Linked DNA regions of Mus musculus: region 2 is linked to region 1. The links are chromatin loops, found by intact Hi-C in ENCODE. Cell type or tissue: heart. All regions are shown on one strand.

The links. A loop is a pair of places that touch in the nucleus more often than their neighbours do. Peaks named below come from ENCODE experiments on the same cell type or tissue, not always from the same donor. Only the 100,000 strongest peaks of a DNase experiment are listed, where the experiment ranks them.
Region 2: a loop joins it to region 1, with 3 times the contacts of the local background. A loop is called at or near these places in 18 of 42 quality-filtered maps.

Annotation. Positions count from the first base shown.
Region 1 is chr10:60,696,048-60,698,547 of GRCm38, reverse strand. It overlaps Cdh23 (cadherin 23 (otocadherin)), which reads left to right and starts at 2,058. Exons shown (of 71, transcript NM_023370.3): 1 at 2,058-2,248. In heart, a CTCF peak has its summit at 1,358 (motif pointing right); a DNase peak (open chromatin) is centred at 1,367; H3K27me3 peaks cover 1,856 bases.
Region 2 is chr10:60,752,423-60,754,922 of GRCm38, reverse strand. Slc29a3 (solute carrier family 29 (nucleoside transporters), member 3) reads left to right here and starts at 2,141. Exons shown (of 6, transcript NM_023596.3): 1 at 2,141-2,189. The coding sequence starts at 2,189. In heart, CTCF peaks have their summits at 1,473 and 2,007; DNase peaks (open chromatin) are centred at 1,452 and 2,072; H3K4me3 peaks cover 850 bases; H3K27ac peaks cover 1,123 bases.

The DNA.
Region 1 (2,500 bases):
CTTCTTTCCACCTTTGTTCTCTCCCCAGTGTTGGAAAGGAGGAGAGACATCCATTGCCTCCCTCCCGATAGTCTCGGCAGCTAGCCCTGCCTTCCTGTCCCCGGTGCACCAGTAAGGACAGATATTAGGTACAAGAGGACACTTAGTCTAGATGGGGAGGTATTGATTTCTGTTTGTTTTTTTGAATAGGATCTTATGTAGCCCAGGCTGGCTTCAAACTCACTACTTAGCCAAGGCTATCCTTGATCTGGTGACACTTCTGCCTTCACTCTCCAGGCATTACAGGTGCGTGACAGCATTTCAGGTTTATGCGGTGCTGAGGATAGACCCTGGGGCTTTGTATGTGCTATGCAAGCGCTGCACCCCCAGGCCACCATTGATGGAGGACATTTGGGAGCTTTTTCTTACATCCAAGGAAGAGACCATGGGTCACACCCACATTTCACAAATGATGAAACTGACCCTCACGCAGAGAAACACAACACCTATAAAGCCCGAAGCCGGGGCTGTCCCCATGCTGGTTTGCATGTCTCTGTCAGGGAGGAGAGGGGAACCCCTGCCTCAGCTGACCCTCTAATGCTCCGGGGAGTTTGCAGTTGCTGCTTCCTCTCTCTGGGCCTGGGGTGAGCTGGGGCGCAGGGCACCTGTTTCTAGTTCCCCAGAAGTTTAATTGGGGTGGTTATCATCATCTTCTGTGGTTGTAGACTGCAGATCTGAGGAGATCTGCGCTTACTGTGTCCACAAGGCATCAGTATGAGGTGAGAGGAGAGGGTAGGAGGGGTAGGAGCCCTCCCCTAGACACTTCGTGGGCCTCAGTGAGAGTACTGTCCTACCCACCAGGGCTCTTGGCTGGTACGGAGTCCACAGCCAGAGTATGGGCTGTAGGGATTATCTGGAACATTCACAGGGCACTCCCAGGAGCCAAGCTCTTCTTTGGTTGATGGAAGAGAGTAAATAACTGGGTCATCAACCCATTTTCCAGATGAGCAACCGAGGCACACAGAGGTTAATTAACCTTAATTGTTATGGTTTCAGTTTAAAGCCAGACTTATCTGTCCTCTCTTCTACCCAGTATAACCAGAGGAGGAGTTGAGGCTCAGATAAAGGCAGCAACTTGCCCAGCGTCACACAGCTGAGCCACCTCAGTTCCTAAGCCTTAGGTGATTTTCAGTTCATATTTAGAGACAGGGCTAGGGACACAGGCCCAGTGAGTCTGGAATCAGGCAACCTGGTGGTTTGGGAAGAGAGTGAGGGACAGGTGGCACTGGGGACACCAGCAGGGTGTGGTTTTGGTCCACATTTCTGTGGGGTTCTTGCCCGCTCTCCACCCAGCCTGGAGGGGGGTGCTGTGCTGAGATCCGCCTCTAGGTGGTGCTCTGCACTGCAGATCTGGACTCCCCTGGGGACTGGGAGCCTTTGTGCCCTGGGTAACCCTCATCAGGTGGCAGTATCTTCTAAGTTTCCCGGATGCCTCTGGACAGCAGCTTCCCCGCTTTCTTCCAAAGCTACTTGGCTTTGTCAGAAAAAGGGCTGGCGGGATCTGGGGAGATTCCTTAGGGTGATTTGGGATCACATGTTACTTCTTGGTTGGTCCTTGGCCATGGCCAGCTTATACAATTAAGTTTTTTTTTTCCCCCCAGAGTTGGGGATTGAGCCCAGAGCCTAACAGCAAGCTGCAACCTCGACCCTTTTTGTTGTTTTGAGGTGAGACTTGCTAAGGTGCCTGGGGTTACTTGATGGTCTTCTTGCCCCAGACTCTTGAGTGGCTGAGATTACAAGCCTGTAGCCCCAGGCTCTTGGTCCGCAGCCCTTTCCTCGCCTGCAGAGTGCGGGTGTTTTATTTCTAGAACATTAGGAGAGTTTGATGGGATGTCCTTGTCCAAGGCAGGTACCTCCAGCCAGGAGTGGTCAGGACGATCCCCATGGACAGTGGCGGGCTCTTATGGCATGTCTGCCTGGATGCTGGCTCTTCCTGTCTATGTTTCCTCATAATGGTGGTCCATGTGTCCTCACTCATCCATCACGCCCAGCCTCTCCTGCTCATCCTCATGGACCTCACACTGGCTCACAGAGGAGAGTTGGTGAGGGATGACTATGAGCCTCACTACCTAGCCTCAGACTCCTACCAACCACTTCCCAGTACCTGTAGTACATTTCCTCATGCCCCATAGTGCCTGAGATGCACCTGCCCGTGGTGCTTAGCCTCCTGGGGGCTGGTTGGGAGACATGCCGGAGCAGCTGTGGCCAGGTAAGTGGGGGACAGAAGAGGTGTGTGCACCCAACATTCTAAGTAAACCAGCTGGGAGCCTGTGAATGCCTTCCCTCGACCTCCGCCATCCCTCGCTTGCTTCTGTGTGTCTATAGGTTTATGGCTCCAAAATGAAGACACCCTAGGTCTTTATCCTTGGGAGCTGTCCCGTGACCACTGGACCCCCATGGGAGTAAAAAGCTAACATCTGGGGCTACAGAAGCCTCCACTTCATTTATCTTACCTACAGTC
Region 2 (2,500 bases), 56 kb before region 1:
GAAAACAAGCCAGACACAGGTGAAGACAGAAGGAACCAGAGAATGAGAGGGAGCCCAAGGACCAGAACAGATTGCTGAAGTTAGTATGAGCCTGAGCAGAGCAATTCAGGAGAAGCCTAGAAAAGCCAGATTGAGTCAGTCAGTGTAGAGAGGACTTTGAGCCAGAATAGCTGAGTTGAACCAGACAGCCAGAACTCAGAAAAAAAAACTAGGAAAGGGTGAGCTTGAAATTCAGCAGTCTCAGAGGCTGTAAACATTCTAGGCCTAGGTAAGATTGTACAGAGGCTAGAAGCTTCCAAGACTAGGCCTAGGTTAGCAGACAGAGGCAGTAAACCTCTGAGACAACAATTACATTAGGCCAATGAAAGGTACTTTTATAGCTATGCCTTGTAGGTGGCCCTGGCTTGTATTAAAGCAAACCAGAGGGCAACTTTACTCCACGGCTTCTGTCTCAGTTCCTGCCTCCAGGAGTTCCCTAACTCCTGAGTTTCTACCACCGAGAGATCAAGTCCTGTAAGCCTCAGTTTCTTCCTGGTGTCTGCTTTAATTCTTGCTTCCAGCTTCCTATCTTCAGTTTTGGCTCCGATTCCCCTCAGTGGAGTTCTAAGATGAAATTAACCCTTTCCGTCCCAAGTCAGTTTTACTCCGGGGTTTTATCACAGCAAAGGACACAGGGAGACAAGGAGAACCGCCCAGGCTACCTTCTTGTTTGCTGTGCTTTTTCTGATCCTGAGGTAACCTTTGCCTCCTCTGTGCCCTGTAGGGAGTGTGCCCACGGCTTGGAGCATGCTAGCTTCTGCTCTCCCACAGAGCCGAATTCCAGACCTCACGTGTTCCCCTTGCAGTTGAGGCTGGTATTTAGGCCATGTTTTGAGATTTACTCATTTCTCTGAGCCTCACCCACGTGTGTATGTGGGTATGCATGTCTGATGTGTGTGCATATGTACATGTGTGCATGGGTGCATGTATACATATATGTGAGTGTGTCTAAAAGTGTGCATGTGTATGTGTGTGAGTGGGCAAGTGTGTGTGTGTCTGTGTTACACATTATTAAAAGCCTGTTGTTTTTCTTCTGTGTTTGATATTAGGGATCCTTTGCCAACTAGGAACCATGATGGGTAGAGAAAATTCTATTTTTTCCCCCTTCACACTTATGAAAAGAAGCCTACTAAGCTTTGGCATCAGTAAGTCCCCAGCTGGTCTCTGGGACTGGCCCACACCAGCCTTGCTTGTGCCCACGTTTTCTCTGGTCTAGCGCAGGACATCAGCCAACTCCTACTCTGCCTCTTTCTTTTCCCCTCCTGTCCTTACCTCCTCTCCTCAGGTGATCTGTAAGGACAGCGCAGGCATGTATACTCCAACCCTAACGCCGCCAGGGTCTCAAGTAACCTGGGCTGACCACTATGTAGCTAAGGTGAGCCTAAACCCCAGAGCCTCCCAAGTGCGGGTGGTAGGTGACACCTACACGTCCCCTGCAGGGCAGCGGAGGAAGTCACCCCCCAGTGGTAAGGGATTGGGTAGAAAGGAAGCCCAAACTTCTGCCACTCTTGGGTGTTTCCTTAGGTTCCCCACTTTTCTCTCTCTCTCTCAAAAAGAAAACAAAAACAAAGCACATCGGTTCCGTAACCCCCACTCTGCACTCGGAGCTGTACAGGAGCCATCTTCAGCTCTCTCCTGAACTTTGATCTCAGAGTCTCCCAAAAGTTTCTCTTCTGCAGATGTGGCATCTGGATTGCCCCTCCAACACAAATCTGCTCACTCTGGCCTCGCTCACTGCCACCAAATAGCTTCAAGCTCTCTCTGCGGCTCTCCACCTAGGCTGGGAGGCCAAGTTCATCTTGCTGGTACATCCTGCTCTGGAAGTATTGAGGGGGAGCAGGGGGCTGTGGGGCACCCTAGGGAATGAGGCGGTGGATACCAATAGGGAGTCAGGCAGGACCTGTTCCAAAGCCACACTTTTTTCACTTTGCAATTGGACGCCTGCAGTTACTGCCGTAGGCCAGGAAGAGGCGCGCGTGGGGGCGGGGCCAGAGGGAGGAGTCGGCAAACCCGGAAGCGCTGAACGGGGCGTGGTGAGCTGAGAAAAGGAGGGCGGGGCTGGGAGGACAAGGGCGGAGCCCGGCCTGGCTGAGCTCTGGTCACAGTGGCCCAGCGCCTTGGACCTGGTGGAGGTAGCAGCGGCAGCGACAGTAAGTGCGGGTGCAGCGGCCCCCATGCTTGGCTGGGTCTTCCCTTCCCGAGGCTGAGCCTGGCCTCTCCTCCACACTCTTCTCTGGTCCCGCGTGTGGGGACAGGTCGGCCCGAAAGATCCAGAAGGCTTTGCGGGTCCGGATCGGATGCCACAGCTGCCTCTGCAGCGAGGACTTGTCTTAGCCTACTGCCAGGCTCGCTCTTGGACCCCAGCCTGTGTCCACAGGAGCCATCGTGGCACACGGGCTGGCCAGACATGTTCTCAGTCCCCAGACTCCTACCCTTTCCAGCTCTGACTGGTCCTTACCCC